3 separate regions of the Mus musculus genome follow, and regions 2 and 3 are each linked to region 1. A link is a contact called in ENCODE Hi-C or POLR2A ChIA-PET data. All regions are on one chromosome and are shown on one strand. Each heading gives the region's core, a stretch centred on a gene start or an enhancer-like site at or near the end of the contact. The rest is flanking DNA. Distances are from core to core; before and after follow the strand shown. Region 1 holds the start of Azin1 (antizyme inhibitor 1). Region 2 holds the start of Klf10 (Kruppel-like factor 10). Region 3 holds the start of 1100001I12Rik (a long non-coding RNA gene).

What was found. A loop is a pair of places that touch in the nucleus more often than their neighbours do. ChIA-PET counts read pairs that join two places held with the same protein, here RNA polymerase II (POLR2A).
Region 2: a loop to region 1 is called in a map of left cerebral cortex, with 5 times the contacts of the local background. The contact joins the promoter of Klf10 here to the promoter of Azin1 in region 1. A Hi-C loop is called at or near these places in 1 of 37 maps with a recorded cell type or tissue (left cerebral cortex). POLR2A ChIA-PET finds 5 or more read pairs at or near these places in 4 of 5 experiments (Patski and embryonic stem cell).
Region 3: POLR2A ChIA-PET joins it to region 1 with 16 read pairs in embryonic stem cell. The contact joins the promoter of 1100001I12Rik here to the promoter of Azin1 in region 1. A Hi-C loop is called at or near these places in 1 of 37 maps with a recorded cell type or tissue (T-helper 17 cell). POLR2A ChIA-PET finds 5 or more read pairs at or near these places in 3 of 5 experiments (Patski and embryonic stem cell).

The regions. Positions count from the first base shown.
Region 1 is chr15:38,517,011-38,521,285 of GRCm38, reverse strand. Azin1 (antizyme inhibitor 1) reads left to right here and starts at 2,020. Exons shown (of 12, transcript NM_018745.5): 1 at 2,020-2,377.
Region 2 is chr15:38,298,887-38,303,161 of GRCm38, reverse strand. It overlaps Klf10 (Kruppel-like factor 10), which reads left to right and starts at 2,451. Exons shown (of 4, transcript NM_013692.3): 1 at 2,451-2,603. The coding sequence starts at 2,568. The region is part of intron 1 of Gm35248 (a long non-coding RNA gene); the gene reads right to left.
Region 3 is chr15:38,645,928-38,650,202 of GRCm38, reverse strand. It overlaps 1100001I12Rik (a long non-coding RNA gene), which reads left to right and starts at 2,522. Exons shown (of 2, transcript XR_383959.1): 1 at 2,522-2,559.

The DNA of each region.
Region 1 (4,275 bases), core at 771-3,270:
TGGATCAGAACTTAACAAAAGTGTTAGAGACTGAGCACAGTGGATCATAACTTCACATCCCAGAACTCTAGAGGTCAAGACTGACATGAATTCAAGGCCAGCACGGGCAATATATTAACTTCCTATCTCAAAAAAGGAAAAGGGGAGGGGAGAGAGGGATGGAGAGGGAGGAGGTAAGAGAAAGCTAAGATATGTCAAGAAAAATAGGGGAAACAAAAACCAGAAACTGAGCTCACAGTTCCCAACTTGTAATACTCTCTACCTCTGAAACATTCTGGCCTTACCAAATCTGCAAGAGCTCTTCCTTTCTTTCTGCCTTGGTGATTTATTAATTACTGTACCGATTACAAGATAAATGGAGTGAAAGAATGTGAAGGAGAGAGGGTTCAGGGTCTTACTTTAAAAGATCTTACGTTGAAGGGGCATCATAAATAGGGTAATACACGACTGTAATCTCAATCCCCTTAAATTGAGGCAGGAGACTTGCTATTTGGAGGTCAGTTTCAGCTACAGAGAAGTGCCCTGTCTGCCTGTCCCTCCCCTTCATTGTGCTGAGTCTGGAGTTGCAAAGATTTAGCAGGCTAGGACTGACTGCTAGTGATAAAATGGCCTTTGGTTTTTCCTTTTTCCAGACAGGGTTTCACTACGTGTAGCTCAAGCTGTCTAGAAACCAGGCTAACTTTGAACTCAAGAGATCCATCAGCTTCTGCCTTCTTATGCTGGGATTAAAGGCATGCACCACCTCATCCAGCTAGAAAAAGGATTTTAAATATAAGGGGAGGGGGGAGGCTACATCCGTCATTTTACTTTAGTAATAAAAGTTTATTAAATAATAGAGAATAGAGAAAAAACGGCCGGGCAGTAGTGGCGCACGCCTTTAATCCCAGCACTTGGGAGGCAGAGGCAGGCAGATTTCTGAGTTCGAGGCCAGTCTGGTCTACAGAGTGAGTTCCAGGACAGCCAGGGCTATACAGAGAAACCCTGTCTCGAAAAACTGAAGAAAAACAAAACAAAACAAACAAGATTAGAGAGAAACCCTGGTGTGGTGGCACGTGCCTTTAGCAGGAGCACCTAGGAGCACCTATATACCAGGCAGAGTTCAAGGCTAGCCTGGTATATAGAGGGAGTTCCAGGACAGCTTGGGTTGCACAGAGAAAGCCTTTCTGGAGAAACAAAACAAAAGAATAAAAAAAAAGAATGACTTCAAACGAGAAATGCAGAGGATTAAAGAGATGTGCCTTTAAGTCATGTAACTTCAGCAACACTGGCCCCGCTTTAATAGGGCTGGGTCTGACTGCATCAACCCTTTTTGAAAATGAAGACAAAGAAAGAAAAGCCACATTTAAAAAAAAAATCTACTGCACCATATTGCAACATGCGAACACGGAGGAACATTCTGGTACGATCAAAGCCTCAGTAACCACACCGGACTGGTTCTTGCTGGCCACGGGGAACTCATTTTCATAACGGAGCTCCGCAACCCATGGAGAGGCGGGAACCTCTCCCTCGGAATACAGTCCCCGGGCATAGTATACAGTTGTTACATAAACTAGTGCACCGAGAAAGCCCCGTGATGGCGCACACCCTCCTCTCCTAAAATACTGGAGTCGGTAAGCCGAGGACCCAGGACGGTCCCGAAGGCTGCCGTCAGCATGGACTAGCTGCCGGCTCACAAAGCGGATCGTTGGCTGCTAGCGTGGCGCGCAGGCGCCGCAAGGGCGAGGGCGCGATCCGCGATCCGCTGGGCCGCGCGCCCTCTGCCCCGCCTACGAAACTAGCAGCCCGCTGGGGAGCGGCTGCAGCGCGAGGGCGGGAAGCGAGCGCCGGGCCAGCACCTGCCAGGCCCGGTGGTCCCGCCCTTCGGCCCCCTAACTGCACAAGGCTGTCCTTCCCCTTCCGCCCCTCCCACATTCCCCGGCGGCACAGGCCCCACCCCCGTCGTGCGGCCGACCGGCCGTCTGTGACGTCAGCAGCCCCCGCCCCCCTGAGTATAAATACTGGCGTCTCTGGCACCGCCTTCCCACACTCTCTGGCTCAACTCTCGCCGCGGTGTTTCCGTTTTTCTCTCTGGTTGTCTCCTGCTCTGCTCTTCTCATCCTTCTCGCTCTGCTGCTCTGCGGAGTGACGAGGCTGAATCCTCTCCCCACCCAGTTCGCGCCTTTCTTCTTTTTCTCGCGCCGCTCCATTTCTCCAGTTCGGCTGCCGCCGCCACTGCTGCTCAGCTGGTGTCGGTGCCGCGCGTTTCCCCCACGTCGTCCCCGCAGCCTATGGCCCAGGCCGCCTTGGGTATTTCTGCTCAAGGTAACCACATCCCTCTTTAAAAATTCCGCCGAAAAAGAGAAGACGCTTTACCCGACTCTTTGGGCCGTTATCTCACGTGAGTACCGGACTTAGGGGCGCGGGAGGGTCCGGCGCCTGGGCTGGGCCACGCCGCCCTCGGTGTCCCCGCAGTGCCCCGCAGCCGGCGGCCTCGAACATGGCGGCCGGCGGCGTGTGTGGCGGCTGCCGGTGGCCCGGGCGGCGGCCGGCGCCTCGCGACCCAGGGCGGCAGCCGACAGCCGCGGTTGAGCGAGGGGGCGTGTGCGCGTGGGGCCGCGCTCGGGGGCAGGCTGGCGGTGGTCGCTGTTCCCTCTCGGCGGCATGCGGCCCCCACCCCACTCCCGTGGTGCATTGCTGTTTCCGGGGAGGGGGTCCGGCGGCAGCCTGGAGGGCTGGGGGTCCCATCGCCCTCTCCCTGTCTCAGTGCCTGCAGGGGGTTGTGGTGCGGAGTGGACGGGCTGCGGCGGCCGGGGCTCCGGGTTATGAATGGAGCGGGGCGGGCCTCGAGCCGGCATCTGGTGACAGCTGGGAGGAGGCTGGATTCTTGCGGGCGGGAGAGGGGGTGCGGAGTGCGCGCTCCCCCTCTGGCGGTGGAAAGTTGACCTCACTCGGGGCCGGCGGCGGGGAAGCCCCGGTGTCAAGTAGCAAGCGAATAGGCCTTTGGCCCTTTCTGGAAACCTCGGCGCTGCTGACCCGCCCCTGCGGCTCTCCTGATTGGGCCAAGTCGCTTTCACTTACCCCAGTCACCTCCTGAAGCCTGGAGATTAGTCACCATGGCTTCGTTTTCTGGTCCTAGCTGTGATCGCGGGGCAGAAAGAGGGCGAAGGGTAGGTTGATGCGGCTTATCAAGGACTCTGTTGGCTGCCAGCGGTTAGTAGTGTTTAAACGTTTTATGGTATTAAGTATCATGAACGTGTGTTACTGGCTGAACGAAGCAAGCAGTTTACACTGTTTACAGCCTCAGGATGTTTGAACAGATTGAACTCAGTTTTGTGGTGGATATCTTAGGTTGTTCTTGTCCTGTGGTGTTTTACCATTAATATATGCACAGCCTGGGTGAGAGCTGATTAACTTCCTCAGGAAAGGACTATGAGAACTAGGCCCGACAGGAAAGCAAGCTTGGTACCAATAAGCCCCGAGGAATTCACAGGTAATAAGTAGGAAAGGGTGTTTACATAAAACTGTAGGTTATAAAGATAAATGAGTAATCAATTTATTTCTCTAATGTTTTAGTATGATTCCCAACAATGAACTCAGAGTGGTACCTTCAATTTAGATTCCGCAGCTAACATTTTACTCTACTTACCTTCCAGCCATCTTACTAATTCTGCATTACGGACATCAAAATGCTTCATAGCTCTAACTTGAGTATTTCCATACATTAAATACAGTCCCATTCTCTAATTTTTAGAAATTGGCAGTAAAATTCTCATTATTTATTTGTACTGTTTGATTAGATTTTGTTGTTTGTTTGAGACAGGACCTCACTTTGTAGCCCAGACTTGAGTCTGATTTTCCTTCCTCATCAGCCTGGTGCTAGGACTCCAGGCTCAGGACAAGTTTGGCTTGTATTTAGTACGTTTTAGCAAAGTGATGCCAGGTGTTGTTACACCTGTAATCCCAGGAAGTTCTTGAAGCTAGCTATGGTCACATAAAGCAAAATCCTGTGTGCAAAGAGAGGAGAAAGAACTTTATAATCTACATCTAGGTCAAGACAGAACATTAACATCCTCATCTAGCCCTCCTGACAGGTCACAGCAGTTCTTGTGAGGCCCATCTAGCCTTCCTTTTTTTTTTTTTTTTTAAATCAAGGGACTTAAATGGAATCAATTGATATGCATGCTTTTGTGCAAAAGGCTTTTATTTAGCATATTTTATATGTTAATAAATTGTTTCTGGTAGTCCATTGTGTGTATATGTATATGCCTGATTTTAAAAAACTTTGCCGGGCAGTTG
Region 2 (4,275 bases), core at 1,202-3,701, 220 kb after region 1:
AAAACAAGTTGTGATGTGGGTGGATGTCCTGGGATTACAGACAGAAATAGCTTCGTGCAAGCTAGAGGTGAAACACTGAGCCAAGTGCCTGCCTGGTGCCCATTAGCCCAGTACTTGGGAGGCTGTGGCAGGAGGGTTGTCTAGGTAGCCAGGGCTACACAGAATTTGTCAGCCAGCCAGGGCTGCATAGTGAGACCCTGTTACTGAAGACAAAATGGGGGGAGGGGGGTGAAGACAGGCAGACAGAGTACCTTGTAAAACAAACAGTAAGTAGGTGTTTCTGAGGCAAAGCTGTCTAGAGCTGGGGACTAACTAGATCTCACTTAAGTTTTTGAGGGAGGGAGGCAACTGTGGCTAGACTGGCAATGATCACCCCTTAAGACCACAAAGAAAGAGGAGTTTTAGATTTGGCGATATTAGGTCTGAAGTGCCTGGGGAAGGCTTTCTCTGAATCTCCAGGTCACCACTACCCAGTTTCTCCTACCCCTTTCTCTCCTCTTTCCTGCTGTGATCACTCCAAGTCCCAAACGCTCCTTACAACTCAGCCTGCAGAGTGGGTGTGGGGGCACCACGCCAGACACAGGGTTCAGGCTTGGTGGGTCTGGCTGTGACCTCTCCCGGAGGCGGCTCCCTGACAGGAAGGCAGGCAGGCAGGCCTGCCACTGGGCACACACAAGAGCTTCCTGCGCTGCAGCAGGTGCCCAGGCCAGCTGCTCCAGCCCTTCAGACTCAGATCAACAGGATGGGCCAGCCCAAGCGGAAGGAAGCCTGCAGGGAAGGACACTCCTGCAGACAGAAGCAGGGCACCGGGTGGAGAGAGGCAGGAAGAGCTGCCTGGGTTGCTGAGTTGGCGCTCCTCCAGCGGATTCAGAGCAGGCAGTGACAGGAGGCCATTCAGTCATCTTCCCCCACTCCCACCCCCACCCAGGGCTTCTCTGGCCCACGTTATTATCATTACATTTGTTGCTGGCTGGCTTTAGGTATACCAGAAGGAACCATCAGATAGATGTTGGTAGAGCTGGAGGCCTCTAAAACAAATTCCCTCCTTTACCTAGTCTGTGGTGACTGAGAAAGGGCACCTGCTTTAGCCCTTTTAGCCCAGCAGGCTGAAAAAGCCCACAGGAGGGCAGTGACTTTTGTCTCATGATCTGCCTGTCCCAGGGAGAAGATAAAAATCTCTAGTTTGCTTTAAGCCCCGTTATCACTCCCTCCGGCTCCAACAGCTGCCGTGAACCCGCACAAACGGGCGAGGGGGCGGGGCAATAGGGCGCCAACGAGGAGCCAAGAGCTCTCAGACTAGGAGGCTACAGCCTCAGCCGGGCTGCTGCACCCACAAGCTGGCTTCCCTAAGAAGCTCAGCTTGCCCTCAATCCCTGGAGCGGTGGAGGGGGCAGGGACAGGAACTCGATGTTTGACCGGGTCAGGAATCCCACCTGCAAGCATGCTTTCCTCACCCCATCCCCTCAAGCGGTTTCTTGGTAGGGCGTCGGCGAAGACTGTGGTCCCGCGGGTGGGGGAAGTGGAGTCCACCTTGGAAATAGCTCGAACATTGTATTTTAAACTTCAACTACATCAAACTCAAACTCGATTCTGCCACCGAGCGTCGGGTCTGGGGCTCCCTGCCACGCCACTAGCTCTTTGGTACCGGCTTCCCTTAGTCCCCACTCCAACCGCCCAGAAGGACGGGAGGGACGCGCAGAGGCGGGCCCTGCTGCTAGTGCCTGTGCTGCAGATGGGAGGACGAGCCAGCGCCTGCCGCCTTGGGCGTGGGCGGTGAGTGCGAGCAGGTGTCTGTTCCGTGACAGGGCTCCCGCCGCCACCATCTCGCCCTGGTTCTCCCCAGTCCTCCGGCTTAGAGTGACAAAACCCGGCAAATGCTCAGAAATGCCGCTCAGTGGTTCATCCATCCCTTGCTTCCACGCAAGACCCACGAGAACCACGCTGCCAAAGAACGTCTGGTGGCTCGGAGCCGCGCTCGCAGCCTCCGCCTCCGCCTCCTGCTCGGGGTCCCGCCCACTCCCTGGCGGGCCCAGACGCTGTGGGCGCGAAGGGGACTGGGCGGAGCGGGCTTCCCTTCCCACCCCCCACGTGGGGCCGGCTCTCCGCAAAGCCTAGTCGCCGCCACCGCGCCTCCCAGCTATGCCCCGCCGCCGGCGCCGCCCCCGGGCATGGGCGGAGGACTGAAGGCTAGGGTTGGGCGAGGGGCGTCACGGAGTCAGGTGGTCCCCGGAGTTCCCCGGGGCTGGACCGAGGGAACACGGTGCCTCGGGTTGTGTACACGCTCCACTGACAGAGCCTCTTGCAGCCGGGCAGCCGCTGATCACGCGTGGCTCTGCCAGCTCATTGGCTGAGGCCTCACACACCTTTGCCGCTGATTGGTCGACACTAGGCCCCGCCCTCTACCCCGCCCGCGGCGCGGGGCAGGCAGAGCGGCTACCTGCACGGGGAGGGGGGCAGACAGCGCGGAGCGCGGTGGCGTCGACGTCTAGTGTCTCAGTGCTCCCGTCTGTGGCTAACTAAGCAGCCAGCAGCCAGGCAGCTCGCGACCTGCGGCCAGGCAGCCAACCATGCTCAACTTCGGCGCTTCTCTCCAGCAAGCTTCGGTAAGTTACCTGAGGATGCTGGTCCTTTCCTGCCGGTCAGTGTAGGGGAGCCAGCCGGAGCGCGAAGCATGAGCCCCTAAATAAGCCACGCCTGAGAACCCAGGCTGCAGCGGGGTCTTGCAAGGGATTTCCTCCCTGCAGGCTGGAATATCATCGAGGGCATGTGCAAAAAAAAAAAAAAAAAAAAAAAAAAAAAAAAAGGGTCGGAAGAAGCCTGGGACCTGGACCAGGGGAGAGCGATCCTGGGTATCCAGGAGACAAGGAGGACTCTCAGGGAGACCCCAGGAGACGAGTGAGCTGGAGGGGCTGTCTCCCTGGAAGCGCGGTTTAGATGGAGGGGGCGCCCTGCACCTGGCTCTGGCGGGAGATGCCCCTGTCTGCACCAGGAATGCGACCCGGGGTGACAAGGACTACTCACGGTCTGCCTAGCCGAGAGGAGGGCGCCTGCTCTTCGGGGGAGGGGGAAACCCTGCCAGGTGGAGACCGCGGGGCTGGGCTAGCCCGGGGCTGGGGGAGGGGATGGCCGGCTTCGCGCGGGGTATGGAAGGCACGCGGACTCTGCGGCCGCCAGGGGAGCCGCGGCGCCCCCGCAGACGTCGGGAGGGGACTCCCCATCCGAGGCGGAGGCAGGTGGCTGCCTATAGATTACTCTTGGCAGGGGGCAGGGTCCTGCCTTGGAGCCCGACAGCTTGGCGGGGGAGTCGGGACCGCGAGACGCGGGGGCCGCGTGTCGAGGCGGGAACCGTGGGGCCGCGCGCCTGGAGCCCGTGCTGTGGGCGCCGCACGTCTGGGAGCCTGCAGAGACTGCTTGCGGGGGCTCAGGCTGCCGGAAACAGCAGTCGGACGAATGCTGCAGATGCGGGTAGGCTGAGGTCCCGCGGGCCGAGTGGGCGGAGTGCCCCAGGCTCCGGCCGCTCCCCGGAGGCGGCGAGCAGGAGGAGGGCGGCGGTCGGGCTTCCGCGGGGACCCGGCCCCACCTCCCGCAGCCGAGGCGGAGGCCAGGGATGGGCGGCGAACGGGTGCACCCGGGGAGCTTCTCGTCCCCGAGTGACCCAGCCCCGGCCTCCGCCAGGGGCGGGAACGAGGCCCGGCCCTGCTGTCGGTTCCTAAGGGAACCGCGGCTCGGAGGAGGTGGAAGGGGCGGGCGACTCGGGAGCCGACACCGCCCAGCCCTCGCGCCGCCCGGCGCGCACTGGCGAGCGGTTGGCGGCGGCGCCCGCGGCCCCTCCCCGGCCGAGCGGGGGCGGGGGCCCGTGCTCAGGAAGTAGGGGAAAGGTGACGGCGCGGCAATTCCCAGTTCACGTTTCCTGCGCCGCCCGGAGCAGTCGCTGATCACGCTTTGTTCACATGCCTCGCCCCCTCCTCCTCGCGCCCCCACCCTGCCCGCCCAGCCAATCCGGACGCGGGCCGCGGGCCGGCCGGCCAATGGCAGGGGCGGGGCGCGGGGACGTGCGCGCGGCGGGCAGTGTTCCCGGTGACTCACCCGCCAGCCTCATTGAGGTTAGGGCGGCCCCATCGGTCGGTCCCCGCCAGCGAGGATCTCCCCCGCCGGCCTCCCGCGCCCCGCCCCGCCCCGCCCCGCCTCGCTTCTGCCTCCACCCGGCTTCCCTTTCCTGCCTCGCACCAGCTCTTCGCTCCCTCCCGGCTTCCCCTCCCGGCTCACATTCTTCAC
Region 3 (4,275 bases), core at 1,273-3,772, 130 kb before region 1:
ACTGAAGTGTGTCAACCCAGAATGTGTTTTGTGTCCTTAAAAACTCACCCTGAGGGGTTCAACAGTTAAGAGCACCAACTGTCTTTCCAGAGGTCCTGAGTTCAAGTCCCAGCCACCACATAGTGGCTCACAACCATCTGTAATGGGATCAGATGCCCTCTCTTGGTGTTTCTGAAGTGAAGATAGGAAGAATGTAGCCATATACATAAAATAATAAATAATATTTTTTTAAAAAGCTCACCCTGAGAAAGGCTCAGTGGTATATAGGGATCTGGAACCCTCAATGTAGTCAATGGCTGGCTAATAAAGACTTTCTGGTGGCTTAAACCCATGTCTGAGCAGTCTTCTCTGGTGGACACCTACAACATCAATAGCACAAATACCTGTTATACATCTCAGAGCTCCATGCTAACATGCTGGCGTCTCATCTCTCCAGGCTTCCCTCCTCTGAATACTGCTTGCTCTCTTTATAAAGCTCTCCCTTGCTCTGTTATTCTTTCTCCCATCACAGAAAGCTCTGGGCATATGCAGTCTGCTGGCCATGTGCAGTCTGCTTCTTTCTTTCCTCTGGACTCTTCCAGATCTCTCTCCCTCTCTCTCTCCCTCTCCCTCTGCCTCTTCCTCTGCCTCTCCCTCTGCCTCCCCCTCCCCCTCTCCCTCTCCTCCCCTCTCCCTCTCCCTCTCCCTCTCCCTCTCCCTCTCCCTCTCCCTCTCCCTCTCCCTCTCCCTCTCCCTCTCATCTACACTAAAAACCTTAACCATATCATAGAGTGCTCATGTTGGCAGTTTCTTTGTTGTGCCCCCTCAAATATAAGAAGATAGCCTTGACTTTCTCCTTTTTCTTCCTCCATCTCCTGAGTGTGAGTGCTGAAAGTATGTGCTACCTCTGGTTTTCTTAGTTTCCAAATATGGTGACTATAAATATTCTTAAATATTCATTGCAACAGTAATATATAAAAGCACCTGTGATTTCTACTGGTGACAAGGTCACAGGAAGGTTTGTTTTGTCTTATGTAAATGAAGATGGTCTTGAACAGGTCAATCTCCTATTTTCACAGTGTCAAGAATTACAGGTGTGCACCACCATGTCTGGCTTCAAAGTCCTAGGAACAAGTCAGTTTTGTTGACTATAGTTATAATTAAAATTTCAAGTTCATGCTAGGCATGGGTGCTATAGTAGCATGAAAACCCCACCAATGGAAAGCTGTTGTCTCCTAGCCAAAAGAACAGGATCTACTTCTGGCATAGTTTCTGCCCTTAAGAGTTAAGAGGATAGGGGATTTGGGGGGGGGAGGGTATGGGGGACTTTTGGGAGAGCATTGGAAATGTAATTGAGGAAAATACGTAATAAAAAAATATTTAAAAAAACAAAGAGTTAAGAGGAGGTGGGCAGAAAAACGTCAATTTGCCTAAGACTATCCCTAGGGTATGCGGGGTCCCAGATAAATAAATTTTAGCCTATGGTGGTGCACATCTTTAGTCCCAGAATGTGGGAAGGAGATACAGGTGGAACTCTGTGAGTTTGAGGCTGGCCTAGTCTACTGAATGAGTTCCAGGACAGCTAGGGCTATACAGAGAAACCCTGTTTCAAAAAACAAAACAAAAGAGTTGGTCTGGTTGGTTCGGGAAGGGGTAAGTAAGTTTTCCTTTTTCCTCTCTTCTGTTTTCTTTTTGACCTTGACCAGAAGAAGTCTGCTTTTCCTGGAGAAGTCTGCTTTTCCTGGTACTTCAGGCCTTTTCACTCTTCCTGTAAAGCTTCCCTCCTTACCTTATGGCTGTTTGTCTGTGCAGTGGCTGGCTTCCATGTTGCCTAACTCAAATGGCAAGGCTATTCTGTTTCTCTATTCTCTCTCCCTCTCTCTCTCTCTCTCTCTCTCTCTCTCTCTCTCTCTCTCTCTGTGTGTGTGTGTTGTTATCTATCTATCTATCTATCTATCTATCTATCTATCTATCTATCTATCTATCTAACATCTATCTATCATCTATCTATCTATCTATCTATCTATCTATCTATCTATCTATCTATCATCTATGTATCATCTATCTATCTATCCCCTTCCAGCAACTAAGATTTACCTGCCCTGGGCCTTTCCTTGAAAATTCAAATTGTCCTTGAGCTTCTGTTTGAATCCATTTGTTTGTTTATTTGTTTGTTTGTTTTAAAACAGGGTTTTACTATGTAGCCCTGGCCTGTAACTCACTAAGAGAACCAGGCTGGCCTATAACAGAGACCTGCCTGCCTCTATCTCCTGATTGATGGGATTAAAAGTTTGAGCTACCATTCCTAGTTTAAGTCCATTCTTTAAAAAAATGTACATATTTAAATACACACACATTGCCACACCACCTCCAGTAGGATCTGTGTGACGAGTTCCACAGACTGAGGCAGTTGACCTCAAAAGGGGAGGCCTCCTGGAACCGGTTGTGGAACTCTTCGATGGAGAAAAAATATTGAGCTGTAGTTCTCATGGCAATCTATCTTTTTTTGTTTTCTCTGATTCCTTTTCTTATTTACATGTTCCTGGTAGCCTAGGACAAGATCTTAAACGAGAATAATGGGTAAGAAACCATCCCTAGAGATGGGGCCACTAACATGACCTTATCCCCAGGGAAACCAATGCTTTTACTTTCTAAATCATTTACAAAACTATTATGATAAAAACTTTCCCAACAATAAAATTTCATATGACTACACGTGTGTCATCTGAGGTAGATTTCGGTATATAGTAAAGAAAGCCTTAATGAGAAAGAATTAAAATAGTTTAAATTTATATATTGAAGATTTATAAAAAACTCAGGCACTAGATGTTAAATAATAATTGACCATGGAGCTGGAAAGTTAGTTCAGCGGTTAAGAGCACTGACCGTTAAAGATTTATTAACCTGCTCCTGGAAATATGCCACTAGCCTTGGACGACAGCCCCCACTGAATACATCCTTTTAGAATTGTTCTATTTTGATGATTTATAATGATGTTACCTGTTCTGTTTGTGATTCACTGAATACATAGTTTCAGAGTTGTAATGCTTGGATGATTTTTGTGCTTCACTGTGCCAAATGATGTTTGTTGGTATTTGTGATTGTTCCACTGGATATAGTTTCTAAGAGATGTAATGTTTGGGTTTTTTAATGTATAAAATCCCCTGCTTGAGAGCTACAAAACACACTCAGATTCAAACTGCCTCTGTGTTTGGTTCTGTTTGTCACTGCCTAATCCTTACCCACCTAGCTTCAAGGACCCTCATTCCAGGGACCCCCATACCCGACTGGGGTGGTCGGTGGCAACACATATCTATCTATCTATCTATCTATCTATCTATCTATCTATCTATCTATCTATCTATCTACATTTGCTTGTGTGTGTGTGTGTGTGTGTGTGTGTGTGTGTGTGTGTGTGTATCACATGTGAGCTGCCTGCCATAAGCCCGTGCCGGGTCTTCTGATAAAGCATCAAATGACAGGCGGTGGTGGCACATGCCTTTAAACCCAGCACTTGGGAGGCAGAGGCAGGAGAATTTCTGAGTTCGAGGCCAGCCTGGTCTACAGAGTGAGTTCCAGGACAGCCAGGGCTACACAGAGAAACCCTGTCTCGAAAAAAAAAAAAAAAAAGAGTTACAGCATCAAATGCTTTAACCACTGAGCCATCTCTCTAGCCACAGCCCTAAGAATTCTAGGAGGGACCTTGATTTTCTTGGTATCATAGTGACAGAGGCCTGTAATCCCAGACTGAGTCACTATATGTAAAGAGATCACAATTTCAAGGCCACCATAGACTACATATTGACATTCTGTCTTGAGTGAATGAATGAATACGTTTCGTTCAGGAATAATGAAAATAAAGATATAATTTCCCCCTGCATCCATGTATCCATGTTCTCAGATCTTTTAACATAAAGGTCTCTGGGCTCCAGGTTAGGAATTCTTACCCTGAAAATCAATGGCTTAATTATTTTGAAGAAGTGTAAGCATTGTATTATACTGGCCAGAGCAGGCCCTTCCAGTACAAGGAGTCTGTTTCTTTCCTAGTTAAACATGGGGGCGGGGGGGGGGAGGGGGCTGATGCACCCCAGGATGGCCTCAGACTCCTTGAGGATGATCTTTGAACTCTTTTTTTTTTTTTTTTTTTTTTTTTTTTTTTGAGACAGGGTTTCTCTGTGTAGCCTTGGGTATCCTGGAACTCACTCTGTAGACCAGGTTGTCCTCAAACTCAGAAATCTGCCTGCCTCTGCCTCCCAAGTGCTAGAATTAAAGGTGTGAGCCACCACTGCCTGGCGA